Linked DNA regions of Homo sapiens: region 2 is linked to region 1. Evidence: read pairs that join two places in POLR2A ChIA-PET (ENCODE). Cell type or tissue: CD4-positive, alpha-beta T cell. All regions are shown on one strand. Links, peaks and the distances in the headings refer to the core of each region. The heading gives the core; the rest is flanking DNA. Region 1 has its middle 350 kb from the start of SATB1-AS1. Region 2 has its middle 8.6 kb from the start of SATB1.

Region 1 (8,358 bases), core at 142-8,141:
TTGATCCTCAGTTGATATTTAGCATCTTGTCCATTAGCTTACTGGCTTGAGAGTTCACAGCCTTTGTGGTCATACCATTTGAGGGTTTTGATTTGGGCATTGTGGTAAACTACAAGCATTTGTCGGCACTCACTGGGGCTAATAATAGAAAAAATCTAAAAAGTTATGTTGTATTAGATATTTTTGTTTTGGTGTGTTTTTCCATGGGCGTAACAGAACCACTGCCTTTCTCATTAACAACAAAAAAATATGCTGTGCTGATATCCCATTAGCCAAACATGGAACAAGTTGCTTAGCTAGTTTTAGCACTAGGATGATCTCTAAATAGAAGCCAAGTATTTCATTCTAAAAACAAATATCACCTACTACGTGCCAGGCATTGGTGATACAAGGTTATATAATACAAAATTCCAAAAGCATTCCTTTGACTGGCTGTTTGTTAGTTTTTATGCTAAGAAAATGATTAAATCCTCCTAGTCGGCTTAAATAAATCATTTGTTTAATGATTCAGTCATTGAAGAAACACTTGTAGACCACCTACCATGAGAAAAATGTTTTAGAAGCTCATTCAGGGATCTTCTCCAGCTAAAATCTATGAGCTAAAATGACAGACAAGAAATGCACGCATCCAGACAAAGCTCTGGAATGGTTATTCTGCTCTGAAGGCCCAGTGAAATAGACTGTCCTTTGTTCATGTTGGGGTGGGGGGTTTTGGATCATGTGTCTGCTGCAGTGATCTTCTCAAGATCATTCTCTTCACAATTCCTTCCAGATTCTGTTGCCATGAGTTACACAAAAATGGGGACAGGTACTCTCTATCCCACTTACGGCACCTTTGTCACCTGGCTGCTAAGGTAGGATTTCAAATGCCTTGAATTTCCCAAGTTTTTCCATCAATATAATCTTTTCAGGTGTAGCCTGCATCTCTTACCTCTGTAGAGACACACTGCCAAATACGGTAGCTGTCGCATGTGGCAACTGAGCACTTGAAAGGTGGCTAGTCCAAATTGAGATGTACTGCAAGTGTAAAATACACACCAGATTTCAAAGGCTTAGCATGAAAAATTATGTAAAATATTCCATCTGTAATTTTTATATTGATTACCTATTGAAATGATAATGTTAGATACATTGGGGTAAACAAATTATTAAAATTAATTTCACCTGTTTCTTATTGGCTACTAAACACTTTTAAATTACATGTGTGGCTTGCATTAACATTCTGTTGGACATTCTTACTTTAGAATACCAGATCTAGACCCTAGGAGTGGCTGGTTGAATACATACGTTTTCAATTTTTTCTCTTCTTTTTGTCTCTATCCCAAACACTGGTGTTCTAGCATCCTCCTGCTCCAACTTCATGCAGGAATCTAATTTCTCCATGTTTATCAAGGAATTAAAACATGTCTGGGAGTGGGTCCCTTACCAACCTCTTAATACCTTCAGAGCTCATTAATGCTTAAGCAGAGCATCCTGTCGGACCTGGTGGGAGTAACATACTATATTAGTTTTCTGTAGCTGCTCTAATAAATAACTTAGTGGCTTGAACAAAAATAGTTTATTATCTTACAGTTCTGAGGTCAGAACGCTGACACAGGTCTCAGTAGACTAAAATCAAAGCTGTGTTTCTTTCTGTAGACTCTGGGTAAGATTCCTTTCCTTGTCTCTTTCAACTTCGAAAGGCAACCTGAATTCCTTGGCTTACAGTCCCTTCCTCCATCTTCAAAGCCAGCAAAAAGACATTGAGTCCTTCTCACATTATATCACTCTAGCTGCTGCTGCTGCCTCGCCTCTTCACCTTTTAAGGGCCCTTCTGATTACATTGGACCCACATGTTTAATCCAGGATAATCTCCCCTTCTCAAAATCTTTAACTTAAATCACAGTTGCAAAGTCCCTTTTACTACAGGTTTTCAGGATCAGAATGTAGATGTCTTTGGGGGACAGAAAGGACATTATTCTGCCTACCATATATACAAAGCTTCATTTAATCAACCTAAAATAAATGCATGTATTATTGAAAATTTAAAGAAGATTATCTTCAAGGGAATAGAAGAGCCTTGGCATCTGATGACCAAAAAGTGTCACCTCGGCATATGAGGTGAGGAGGACCTTATGAATGGTACAGATAAAATATAAGTTTGGAGGTCGGTGTTTCTGGAACCCTAATAATAGTAACTTCTGCTCCAGATGATTTATGAAAATGCGTCTTGTATGTGTAAGTGTTTTACACAGGGCTTAATCTTCATTCCCAGGAGACTTATTAATCAAGGTATCATTGTCTTACTAAGAATCTTTACAGCGGACTTTCAAGAAAATTCTAAATGAATCAAATAAGTTAGAAATTATATCTGGATTCCCATACTTGCCTTTCATCAACTTATTTGGTAACACCTCCTTTAATACCTCTAGATCAAGGTTTCTTAATGTTGGTACTATTAACATTTTGGGCCATATACTTCTTTGTTGTGGGGCTAGATTTGGGATGTTTAACACCATTCTTGGCCTCTACCCAGTAGATGCCAGTAATAGACACCTCCCACCCCAGAATTGTGACAATCAGAGATGTCTCCACACATTTCCAAATGTACCTTTGGGAAAGGGGATAAAATCATCCTCTGTCCAGAAACACTATTCTACATATATTAGGACACTCTAGTTGAAATGGCACTGATTCAGGTATCCCATTCCTTAAAGCCCTCAAAGAATAAAAGTGTAACATTTTATTTACATTTGACAGGAGTTTTTCAGAATGATTGTGTATATTAATCACTCTCCTTCCACAACAATCTAACTGGATCTCTCAGTATAAGAAGAAATCACATGTAGTAAAAAATGTGAGCTTTGGAGTCATAGAGACTTACTGTAGCCTTGGTTGACATTTCAGAACTTTAATTTTCTCATGAATGAATGTGAGTAATACATCTCCTTTTATAAAATGTCTAGCACAATACTCACTGGTCCCCGACAGCTGTTGCTTCCCTCTCCTCAACAACTACAGCCCCCTCACAACCCCACAAAAATCTGCTAAAATAAGAAAACTCAGAGCTCCTATAACATCGTGGACTAACTCAACGTGTGTGTGTGTGTGTGTGTGTGTGCGCGCGCACGCACACAGGCATATACACGCACAACAGCATGAAATCACTAAAATCAGAGGCACAAACTGCTCCACTCTGCTTGCGGCACAGCCTGGGTGTTCTGAGCCAAGTTTGATATTCTGACTTGACTGTGATGCACAGGCTTCGTGATGCAGCTACTCCAAAGCTGAGACTAATGGCTATTTTGGTTTATCCTGGAGTCCTTGAAGTTATATCACAGAATCCTAGAATTTTAGAACTGGAGTCACGCTTACAGATCATCTAGTCCAGGAGTTTTCAAACTGTGCATATTGGAATCCTTTAGCGTCTGCTCTGGTGGGAGGAAGTGAGGAGCTAGATCCAGCTCTGCATTCCCAACCTCTCTTCAACCGAAGTTAACACCACTTGGACCTGTTTTACAGACATGGCTCCTACAGAAAATGTGTGCGATAAAGGAGTTCTGCTGAATTTTTATGTTTGGTTTTCAAGCCGTTGATTTAGTTCAACCCCCTCATTTTGCAAAAATGAAAGTGACTTGACCTGTGTCCCTCAGTGAATTAACACCCTTTGCGCTTCAGCTTGCTGCTTTTCTAAGGGTCTCCGTTTTGAGAACCGAGCTGGCTTATGATCATTATCAGACGCTGCATCAACGGCTCTGCAATCAGCCAAGGGCATTGTGCTGAGAAGCCATCAATTATCCCGAGTAGTCAATGAGAGTTTGCTGTTGTAAAGGGACTCAATTGAAGATAATACATAAAAAATCAATTACATTATTATTTCTTAATTAGGGCACTTGACAATATAGCTTTCCTCAGCAAAGCCATCAGCGAATAACACATAAATACACATAAATAAAGGCTGCTTCTGTCCCACTGAGATCCTTGAGAAGTTCACAGTGACCTTTATTACCAAACATTTTCCAGACAAGAACGTTTGCATGTTTAAGAAAATTCACAAGCTGTTTTTCTCTGTTGGACAGAAAAATGAGTCAATCACAAGTGCCTGTAAAAATAATAATAATAATAATATGTTTGTATATTTTTAAAATATTATTTAATGTTAATATAATGCTTTCTAATTTACAAAGAGCTGTCCTCTCTTTGAGGCAGTGATGAGCTTGACTCTATACCTTGAAGGAAGCCAGTATGTCCTTAAGCCAACAACCAGCAAGGAGGTGCCTCATGATATGAGAACATTTTCATGAATCTCCATTTATCCCTGATCTTATCCCATTTTAACTTCTAAGTCAGGGCTTCATCTCTCATCTGTAGCCTTGAAAAAGCCCTTTGGACTTGGTATTGATTTTATTTGTTCATTCAACCTTTATTTGTTGAATGCCTGATTTATGTGACAGTCACTGTAGAAACGAAGATTGTGGGTGTACAGAGTTTATACTCCAATGGATAGGCAGTTATAATGCAGTGCAAACCTCAAAGCTCCACAGGAGTCTGAGGGCATTGAGTAGAGTATCTTACTCATGCTTAGAAAAGAAGAGAAGGCTTTTTAAAGTGAACTACCAGCTAAGCTGAGACTAGAATGATGAACAGGAGTTAACAAGATCAGGATAAAGTGAAATATCATGCGCAAAGGCCCAGGAGTAAAAGAAGCTATGGCATAATACCAGATCTAAAAGTAGATCAACATGAGTAGGACTCAAAATATGACTGGAAATGTTTATTAGAGCCCCATGTAGGAGTAGGGAAAGAAATAGAGCTGTGAGAAAAGGTGCTCTAGGAAAACAGTAAAGCAGAGCAGGAACTGAGAAAGTTGACTATCACTAGTCAAGTATGAGGGATAATGGTGAGCAATGAATATGGAATCAAGAACCAGACTATGGGGGACTTACAAAACATGTTAAAGAGTTTGTACTCTTCCAAGAGTAAATTCCATTCTAGTTCTGGCCCAAGAGAACTCATTCTCCACCCAGTATTCAGAATGCATTTTTTTGTTTTGTTTTGTTTTGTTTTTATCATTGACCCCCTATTCCATCTTAAAATACCAATGGCTTTCCTTCACACTTGAGATAAAATCTAAGCTCCTTACCATGGCCAAGCAGGTTCTACATGCTCTCATCCCTACTTACTTCTCTCACCTCCTCTCAAAACTGTCTCTCTCTTGCTTATGTTACTCCAGTCACATGAACCTTCTGTCCCACTAGCATGTTAAATCCCTTCCTGCCTCAGGGACTTCGCACTTGCTGCTCCCACTGTCTGAAATGCTTTTCCCCCAGATCTTAACATGGCTGGACTTAGCACAAATGTCATCTCAGAGAGGTATTCCACTATCACTCTACTCTCAGATTGCCTTCAGCTCAACCTCCTGTTGTGCCGTATCATATCTTCCTGTTATATTTTATTCATTGCTGTATTATTGTAATAGTTAGGGAAGGTTTGCTCACATTCCCTCACCACCCCCGCAATGTGGAATGACTCCAAGACAACGGAAGCCAAGATGGGTATTCCTTTCTGAAGGGTGAATTTTCTACTTGGAATAATGCAAAGACCCAGGGTACTTCCATGTGGTGCCTCTGTCCTTCTCTAAGGCTGCCATTCAACTGCTGGGAAAAGAAAGAGAAACTTTCCCTGGAAGTGGCACGCAATGTTCTCTCTTACTTTCCACTGGGGAGAATGAGTCCCATGACCACAAATTAACTACAAGGACATTACAGTATTTCTCTGTCTAGCCACTTCCCAGCAATATATAAAAAGAACAGATTTTAGTGGGCAGCCATCTCTGCTACAGTAGCATAATCACTATTTAAAATTACCCTGGTTATTTATCAGTTTGCTTAGTAGTACTAGTAGTAGTAGTAGTGGTAGTAGTAGTATTTTATCCTCCATCAAAAATTAAAGTGAGTTCCATGATGCCAGAAACTTTTTCTATCCATGGATACCATTATAGCCTCATTTCTTATAATGTGGCCTGGGAGAATAAATGATCAATAAATATTATTTTTAAATTATGTTTTTTTTGAGGCCAGTCTGGACAATATAGTAAGACCCTGTCTCAAAATGAATACATATATAAATATATCTATATATTATATATAATAATATATAGAATATAGATATATATACTGAATATATATTAATATTGATAATATATGTAGATATATATTATCTACATATCTATATTCTATATATAATCTATACATCTATATTCTATATATATTATAGATAATATGTATAATATATAAATATATCTCTTATATAATATATTTTTACATAATATATTATATATTATAATATAATATATTTTTACATAATATATTATATATTATAATATAATATATTTTTATATAATATATTATATATTATAATATAATATATTTTTATATAATATATTATATATTATATTATAATATATTTTTATATAATATATTATAATATATTATATTTTTATATAATATATTATATTATAATATATTTTTATATAATATATTATATTATAATATATTTTTATATAATATATTATATATTATAATATAATATATTTTTATATAATATATTATATATTATAATATAATATATTTTATATACAATGTTTATGTTATATATTTTATATACAATGTTTATGTTATATATTTTATATACAATGTTTATGTTATATATTTTATATACAATGTTTATATTATATATAAATATAAATATATATAAATATATATAATATATAAATATTATATATAATATTTATATAATATATATAAATATCTATAAATATTTATAATATAATATAAAATATAATATATATTTATATATAATATAATATATAAATATATTTAATATATAAATATATTTATAATATGTAAATAAATATATTTATTTATAGAATATACTTAATATATATTAAATATATAATATAATATAAATATATAATATATTATAAATATATATTATATATAATACATATTATATACTATATTATCAATATATAATATATTATATAATACATATTATATAATATATTATATATAATATATAATAATATAATTATTATATATAATATATAATAATATAATTATTATATATAATATATAATAATATAATTATTATATATAATACATAATATATATTTTATATATTATATATAATATATATAATATATAAAATACATATATAAGATAATATATTATATTATATATATTTATATATATATTTAACAAAAGTGTTGCTGTAATTAACTTTGGTTTTCATATGCAAATCCCACACTTTTTCCACCATGGTGGTTTCTCAGCTTTCCCGTAAATAGAAATCAAAGACATGGTTTTCTTGTGTAGAACTGAAGGTAAGGCTTAGAATTAGTCGTTTTTGAAATTTCATTTACCCAGCTCTGAAATTCTGTGTGCTCCTGATCCATTTTACAATGTAAGGAGGAGAAGGGAACTTGCTCCTGAGATGCTAGGGTAGCCTTGCATTAAATAGAACAATGATTTATATTCTTTGGTTTGACTTAGGGTTGGGACACATTTCAAATCTGAAATTGTCCTTAGTGCAGATCCTGATATCTTTAGGCAAGCAATCAGTTCTGTAGGGGTCTACTGCATCTCCTGGGGATGACAAGGAAACAGGACAGAAACAGACTTTGAGACAATGAAGGTCTTGCTGTTATTCAAGTTTGACTAAGGTGCAATATTTTTAATCAGCACAGCGATTGGACTGACTTTCTTGATGTAGCAACAATTTCAGGTTATTGTGTGGTATATTGAAAGATTCAATAAATATCTGTTTAATAAATATATTTAAAATATCAGTAATAATTAGAATGTGTAAGTATTTAAAAATGAAAAAAAGCTGACCAAGGGAGTTTCATTTCTTGTCTTTCTTTTGTTTTCTTTCTTTTTATCTTTTTATTTTAAGAGACAAGTTCTCACTCTGTCACCCAGGCTGGAGTACAGTAACACAATCACAGCTTGCTGCAGCTTCAACCTCCTGGGCTCAAGAAGTCCTCCCATCTCAGTAGCAGGAACTTCAAGTGTGTAACACTATGCCTGGCTAATTGTTTTTTGATTGTTTGTTTGTTTGTTTGTTTGTTTGTTTGTTATGTTATGAGAGACGGGGTGTCCCTATGTTGCCCAGTCTAGTCTTAAACTCAAAGGAGTTGTTAAATATGCCTAAGGTCACCAATTCTACATCTTTTAAAAATGCATAGATTATACAGGATGTTGCCAGTTTAGTTACATCTACAGAACAGCAAGATTTCACCAAAATGCTTTACAAGCATTTCCCTTTTCTGGAGTCTTTGGGGTAAAGGGGTATTTGGGTATGGCTGCTTCTGAGTCA
Region 2 (8,358 bases), core at 205-8,204, 360 kb after region 1:
GGCAAAAGAGGTTTTATGTTATAAATATTTTATTGTAATAATTATTATAAATAGAACCTAGTGTATGCAGATATCTTTGAAATGGAGATAGTCTTGAATATAGCATATCCATAATTAGCTGTTTGATATTGAATGCAATTGAGTTTTCCTGTTCTAGTGAAACAGACAATGGAAATCATTGGGGATTAACAACAAGGCTATGTGATTCTTGATATAGCAAGCCTTTCTTTCCCCCAGAAAATATTTTATCAATGAATGAAGTACTAAATTAAGATGCATACAGTTTTAAATTTTTAAAAAATCTATAGAATTTGTAAAATAATCCAAATGCTTCCCATTGTATTTTCACCAACTGAAATGATACTTAGATGTACTGTTTAATGGTAGACAGTGATCTCCAGACTGTGGGAGGAAAAAACAATATTTTAATAACTATGTTTTAAAAATTTTCTTAGAGTTGCATTTCCCTTTGGGTGGTTCAAGAGGACTCAGAAACAATTTAGAACATTATCTTAAAAGTTTAACAATGACAGTTTGTATAGAATCACTGTATTTTAATAATACTGTATGCTTATTAGTGTTATTAGAGCAGTAGACAGTTAATTACAGCCTTTTCTGAGACATGTTAACTATATATTAACAACCATGTTAAAAAAGAATGATGTATACTCTTAACATACAAGCGGCTGCTTGCTTGATTCTTTAAAAAAAATCTTTTAGAATGTATGGAGTCAGGGTTTTGGTTCAGAATTATGAAAGGTTTTCTACTAAAGCAACTTAATTTTAAAACTTTTCACTGGGTTATAAAATTTTTCTCCTGTTTTTTTTTCTTTCCAGTGTCATTAGAAATTATTGCTCCTCAGTGGTTTTAGTTTTTCCAAATTGTATTTTGAGATACCCATGTTTTCTTGTTTTTTGATGACTTCGGCCAACATAATCCATTAAAAGCTTATTTAATTGATTTTGCTCCTCTTAATACTTCTTTTTGTGGAATAATTTTAGTCACTTTTTCTTTAGCCAAATTGTGATTACTTAAAACTCTATATAACCTAATATTCTACATACATTTCAGCAGTTAATCACAGAGGTAGTTCTAAGATTATTTCATTGTCTAAATCTCAAACCTGGATTTTCACTATGGCTTCTAGAATGGCAAAACAATGGGTTACTGAAACTAGAGGGATTTAAAGCTGGACTTAGGCTTACTTAGACAATTCTATCAAATTGGTTAACTATTTGAGTTATCTTGGTTGATTTGAATTTGTAGATCTTGTAACCTCGTAATATGGCTCTTAAAAACGCACTAGTATTCCCACTTTCTGAAGTTTGTAGAAGCTGCTATATATTTCTGTAAGTATTAAACTACAAAAAAGTAAGTAAGTAATAAGGTATGTCTGTGTTATATAAAACAGAAAGTTCATAGTTAGCATTCTGTGCCTTGTACGTATTGAGCACTCATTAAAGAATTGCTAAATTAATGATAAAATATAAAATGTAGCTTGTGCCGATAAAGATTTATTGGCAAAGAGAATTTTCTTTCTAATTTTCTGTTTTTACTAGGGTTATCTGAACACTTAATCTGCACATGCCTCATTTTCTGGATAATTGGATGATTTTTTTTTTTTTTTTTTTGGTAGCACCTGGGTCTCTGTTCTATCCTCATTGTCTGACCTTCAGTATTAGGTTAAGTGTGCCTGCTCAGCTTCATTCTTTGGTGTTTGGTTGTGGTAACAAACAATACCGGAGTCAAACAGAGCACTCCCCTGAGTTCCTTGCAATTTGAGCCACCAAGTAGCCATCCTTCTGATATTCCAGAACCAAAAATATTATGGACTAGTGCCTCAAGGCTGATTGACCTTCTATGCGTTCTTTCCTACAATAATGATTGTTTTTCAGGCTCCCATTGAATAAATACTACTGTAATTATTGCATAAAAAGATATTTTTCATTGCAGCTTAAATACATTGTTTGAAAAGTACTCTAAGATTTGGAGTGTTTGTATATGAATATTTTACTCCATTCCTTAAAACTAATTCTGAAATTGCAGTAGGGTTGTGTTAGCTGCATCCAAAATATTCTGAAAAGTTCTAGGCATTCTATGAAAGTTATCTAAAAAAGACACTTCCTTTTAAAATTTATTTTCATTTTAAAATATGAGTGGGGCTGCTTGTAAGACAGTCCTATTTAGTTACACAAAAGACAGAATTTCTTAAGTGGTGCACTGCTGTGTGACCTATTACATTATCATGCACATTCTGTCTCTTTAAAAACACAGTCTCCTCTATTTGCCCTATTAATTGTTGATATGTTGCCATCCACGAGACAAAAATTAGAGCTGTAATTAAATAATCATGTGATGCTCCTTAGTGCCAATGAGAGCAAACTCATTTTTCCAGGCCCTGATGGTCACTGATTATTGTATTACTACTGGCTTGCTTTATTTTTTTTTAATGATTCTCTATCTGTAGATTACCTAACTACTGTCCTTCTTTTCAAAATTAAAGAAAGTAGAAAACATTCAGCCAGTTAATTGGCTAGAGGTCCTCAGGGACATAAGGTAGACATACCTTTTTTGCTTTTGGTCACCTGGTGGGTTCTTTGGGGAGGCTACATCAGTGGTGTGGTTGCCTGCCATTTAATTTACACTGGTGTTTTGGCTGGGATGGAGGCATATGGGGAATGCCAGGAGAATTACAAAAGGAGCCGGGTATTAAAATTCAGAAATGATTAAAATTGAAATAAAAGGATGCTGCTTCTTTGCCAGTACTCTGGCAGTCATAATGACACATAGAGATTAGTTTCCACCTTCATCTTTTCCTTCTTTCTCATTTCCTCTTGTTTATTGTTGACACATTTTCCTTATGTCTGTCTCCTGTCTCTGTATCTTTTTGCACCATTATGCATTCCTACTTCTCCCTCTTTCTTTAAGCATGGAGAAGCCTACTTAACCTTATTATAACAATAACAGAATAGGTTATTAATATTTAATATGCACATGATTAAAATTTCTCTCCCTTAAACATAGGTCAGCTGTATTATTACTAACCGGCATGTAATTTTTCATTTAAAATATTGGTATTCTGCCCCATGCCGTTTCTGAAATGCAGTCTACTTTAGTAGTGATTTAATACACAACGTTTAGAAAATTGTGGTCGGCTAGTGAGAAAAGAATTTACCAGTCATGGATAATCAATTATGCATGAATTCAGATGTAACAGATGGAATCTGGTGAGTTAAAGTTTCTCTTTGCCTTAGCGGTTATTTTTTTTTTTTATTTGTTTGTTTGACACCTGTCTCTTATATAGAGATAAACATCTAACGTAGCATGTGAGAAATTTCCTTATATTTATATTTTCTCTTTCAAGTGAACTTAATTTTTTTAATTGAAGAAAGAGATTTTTTATGTGATCTTAAAGATGATCAGACTCTATCCATTCATTTTATAGATACGGAACCTGATCCTGCTTAACTAATGAAGGATCACTCAGCTAGTGAGTAGAGTAAGAAGCAAGACCCAAATCTAGTTTCTCTATCTTTTCTCCACTACTTTTCCCACTATGTGACTTATGTTCCTTTTTGTGGGAGTTACTTAATAGTAGGGGTATTATACTACCTCTGAGTTTTAAAGGCTTTCTGATGAAAACTGTGGTAGACTAGTTTTAAATTGTGGAATACTCTCTTGTATAACATGCAAATATTATCTGTGTACATATAAAAATGTTATGCTATGTGTATATTTTATATATATATATATACTTATTCTTACTTGGATGTTGGCCAAACAATTGGATTTTTCAAATCTATTGAGAATGCCACAAGATTTGGTTTTACATCCTAAACTGCGGCATATGCCAGCCTTGAAGATACATTTACACTTGGTTGCAGTGTTGTAAATTTTTAGTGACAAAACCCCTTTGCACAAAGCGAAATAAAAAGTTATTTTTGAGAGCCTTGTTACCTCAAAGAAGAGATGAGAGGTTAATTTTTATTAAATATAATGTGAATATGTAGTGTTTCTTCAACTGTAAAAGTAATAGAAGAATAGTGGATATTGACCTTTAAAGCAGTCTAGCCTTAAAACAGAAAGCTGGTTTCCATCAAAATTTTTCATAAATGTGCTATTTGTTTCTCTCTCAAGTGTATTTATGTATTAAATAACACAAATGAAAAGTCTTTGCAAAATAAATAAAAATAAATGATTAAAAAACAGCCTCAAGGCTCTCTAGTTCTTTTTTAAAGTTCTACTGTGGCATTATTTATCAACTTTTTCCTTCATGTTGGCTCAAAATGTCCATGTATAGTCCATGCTAGTTATCTAATAAATTTTTAAATGAACACATTAATAAAGAAAAAGGCACCTACAAGATAGGTAACTGGATATGCCTTAAGCATAGCTATACTGTGAAGCTGTCTTTTAGTATTTTATTTAATGCTTTTACACATAATAAATATATGTTTGTAAGTTGGTTTCACTTTATTAGCATTCCTTAATTATGCGTATAAGAAAAAAATACAGATACGAACTTCAATAAAATGATTTATACATGAATTTCCAAATCATTAAAAACTCCATCATTAATACAAGTTTTTAATATAAAATCCATAGGAATAGATGATATGAAAACTGAATGTGGAACAGTACAGGAAAAGATGATATTTCAAATTATTATATGTAGATATACTTTCATCCTTATTACTAGCACTAAAAAAGTAACTGAGCTGATTAAATTTGAAAGCGTTTTTTTAAACAAAATTTTCTTTTATTAAAAAAATAGAATCTAAAGTCTTTTTATGTAGACAATTTGCAAATTAGTACTTTATACAGTTGTTACAATTGCAGCTGTTCTGCATATATGAGCGTGACACTCAAAGTACTGTGTAACAGAGAAAATCTATTTCATGCATATAGTTAATTTTTACTGTTTTGAAAAACATTCCAAAAGAATTTTTTGGACTTAAGGAACTCCTGTTTGTTTTTGTCTATGCGCCTTTCTCTTTTTTTGGCTAAGATATTGTATTGAATAAAACCTTAAAAGAGAACCATTTTCTTACATTGAAGGAACCTCAAAGTGAGTGGGATCTTGGTCTCTAATTACCAATCCATGTTAATTATCCTTGGGTCAGGTATTCATCATATTAATTGTGTAGCATAGACTGGACTGTAGCTGTTAGCAGGTAAGGACAAAGCAATGTAAGATTGGGGTGGGGATGGGATTGTTCAATGTGATGTAGCTCATTGTTTCTCTGAGGCTTGGCATGATATTTTCCTGGTATTATATATCTGCCAATACTAGGCATACATGAAAGATTGTTTTGCTTTTGTTTTTTTTTTTTTGAAAATGTTTATATGGTAAAATATGTGTTAAAAAATACGCCATTTTGACTGTTTCTAGGTGTACAATTCAGTGACATTAATTACATACACACTGTTGTGCAACCATCACCACAGTTTGTTTCCAACTCTTTTTCTATCAGCCCAAATACAATGTGCTTTAGTTTTGAATTTAATTTCTCCTTCACTTCAACAAATTTCAAGTGTTACAGTAGTATTTAATTATTGTCCAGGTGTGAAGCATTTGTTTCTGATGGTGGCTTTCCTTCCAACGGACAATGCCTCGTCCAGTGCCTTATGGTGGTGGGCATAGCAGTACAATATCAGATATTGCCTTTGGCTGATGTTGCCACAAAAATGACCTGGACAAGGATTCAGGACCATTGTTATCGCGAATTCTTTCTCCCTCCAATTAAGCTAGGAAAGATTAGAAATAACATTCATATCAACTAAGGAAATTTGGTTGATATGTACATCTTGGTTAAAAGTTGATTGGGAACAGTTGCTGTTCGATTTCACCGGAATTAAAAATTGGAGGATTTTACCTCGAGCTTTCTGAGAATATTAAAGGCACAGCAACTAGGTCTAGGATGCTTTGCAGTTGGCTCCTTGACATGGACAGTCTAAATACTTTGGTTCTGTTCAAGTGCAGTGACAGTCTGGAAATAAGTTGAACAGTTTTCAGCCCTTCAAAGAGAAGCCCACTCAAGGTTGAACAGTTGTCTGAGAGAAAAATCATGTTATATTGAAAAAAGAATTAGAGGAAACTTGGATGGTTCTGGCTCCAGTAAATAATAGACTGGTTTGAGAACTGTACTTCCATGTATAATTTTGTGGTTAGTCACTTAATGTCTATCATGATAAATAACATACCTGCACAGGATTTCTGGCACCCCAGTAAATCTCAAACAAGTGCCCAAATGCTAGTTTATTATGGTTCCTCAAATAGCATGTATTTATTTGCCAAATCAATGATCCAGTAGCTTCCTGCCCCCACTTTTATTGCCTTTTTAGAAATTTGAAACAAGTAGCTTGCCCACATATACATTTCTCAAATTTTGGTCTACTGCTGGTTCATACAACAGGTTAGCTTTTCCAAGTGACTCCAGGAGTGAGTTAAAAACCACCTCAGAGATGTCCTGAGTATTTGATTCTCTGTCTCTAAAACATCACCTAACCTGGTAGATGCCAAACCTGGCTGTATATGAGAATCACCTTGAGAGCTTTAAAAAACTGAATGTCTTCTCCTCATCCTCAGCCATTCTGATTTAATTGCAGTGGGGTTCAGCCTGGACATCTGGATTGTGATCTCAGTACCTGGTTTTACGTCCTAAGACTGTCAAAGGGAATGCAGAAATATATACATGAGTAAACCTTCAAGATGCTTAGAGTCTTGCAGTTTGGAGAGGCAGACATATAGATAGATATGAAATGTCACATTGCATTCAGGCAGTGTGATGGAGCATGGAGAAGGAAATAACTAACAACTGGAGAAGGCTTCGGACTGACAAGGGGAAATCAAGCTGCACGTTAAAGAAGATAGCAGAAAGGAGGTCCTCAAGTGAGAAGGGACATGAAGGGCACTCCACGAGCTACAGGAAAAAAATGAGGCATCTTTGTGGACTCTAGGGCAATTTCAAGAATCCTTCCTTCTTCTTACTCGATTTTGGATCTGGGTCCAGATAAAGGTACCAATTTTGGTGGAATTATTACCACCGTGCCCTGTCAAATAAGTGATCCATACTGACATCCATGGAAGGAAAGGTAGCTAAAAGATTTTTTTCCAATGAAGTTCCCAATGAAACAGTATTGTTTCTGAGTAAAAGGCCCAGATATCCTGTCGGTTTCCAGAAGCCAGCTGCAATGGCTGCTCGTTTTCCCTCTCCAGATCTCCCAAAACAAACATAAACATTGGGTTTTTTCCCCCTCAACTATAATGACCTTTGTCTATTAAAACTGTATCATGAATTACCACTCTGTATTTACATCTATGCCAAGTAATTAGGGAAATAACTTTTGATCGCTATCATTCTAGCTAAAACTGAAACTCAACTTCTTAGGGGAAGAAAACAAAACCAAAAAATCCTTAAACCCTATATTTAGAGTTCATTATCATCACTCCTTTAACTCGCCTGCAACATTTTGAAGCTTTTTGCCATTATTCTCTGCAGTGCATCATTATTTGTTATCTGGATGCCCTCCCAGTTCGAGTAGGTATCTACATTAATGCTTCCAGAGAGGCATTTCTAAGGGTAGCTATGCTTATATAATATAGGTACAGGGGTAAGGGTGGGAATGACTGTGATTTTTAACTTCACCTATGAGATACTTAAATGTTCACGGAAAGCAGCTTTTGGAGTAAACACATTACTTAAAATGTATTACAGAACCCTTTCAAGTACAGACATGTCTAGAAAGTTCTTAAATTTGTATTTAGCAGTATACAGGTATCATTTCCTGCAACTTTACAGATCTACAGGCTAATTCTAAAATGGAAAATTATCTTGACTCAGATGTCATTGGAATGTCTGAAAGCCATTTAGCACCTCTAAGACTCCTCCTGGCCAGGTCTTGGATTCCCTTAGTTGTCTTTTAAAGGAGTTCTCTAGGGTAAGCACTGTCCAATGGAACTTTCTGCAGTGAGGAAGTGTTCTGTAATCTACACTGTCCGCTATTAGAGTATTAGTCACATGGGGCTATTGAGCACCTGAAATGTGAATGAGGAATTAAATCATAAATTTCATTTAAATTAATTCAAATTTAAATGATATAGCCACCTTCTTCAATGTTCCCTCTTCCTACAATCACTTTAAAAAACTGTCAATGCAATTTGTAGTGGAAATTGGTTGCAAGTGACACTGTGAGCTTTTGTTCCCATTTATTCATTTATAATATAAATATTACAAGGACACTGTATAAATTCCTAGTAATATGGCAGTGAGCAAGACACCCAGTCTCTGCTCTCATAGGGCTTACAGTCTAGTAAGGGAGACATGTATTAAGCCAGTAATTACCCAAATTGTTAA

Evidence for each region. Peaks named below come from ENCODE experiments on the same cell type or tissue, not always from the same donor. Only the 100,000 strongest peaks of a DNase experiment are listed, where the experiment ranks them.
Region 2: POLR2A ChIA-PET joins it to region 1 with 8 read pairs; 5 of 35 experiments call an interaction of 5 or more read pairs at or near these places.

What each region holds. Positions count from the first base shown.
Region 1 is chr3:18,786,766-18,795,123 of GRCh38, reverse strand. No RefSeq gene overlaps it. Among named protein-coding and RNA genes, the nearest start is that of SATB1-AS1, 350 kb to the right of the region's middle. In CD4-positive, alpha-beta T cell, for the core only: no CTCF peak of the experiment used is centred there; no DNase peak of the experiment used is centred there; H3K4me3 peaks cover 416 bases.
Region 2 is chr3:18,429,781-18,438,138 of GRCh38, reverse strand. It overlaps a transcript of SATB1 not described here. Among named protein-coding and RNA genes, the nearest start is that of SATB1, 8.6 kb to the right of the region's middle. In CD4-positive, alpha-beta T cell, for the core only: no CTCF peak of the experiment used is centred there; no DNase peak of the experiment used is centred there; H3K4me3 peaks cover 5,878 bases; H3K27ac peaks cover 4,326 bases.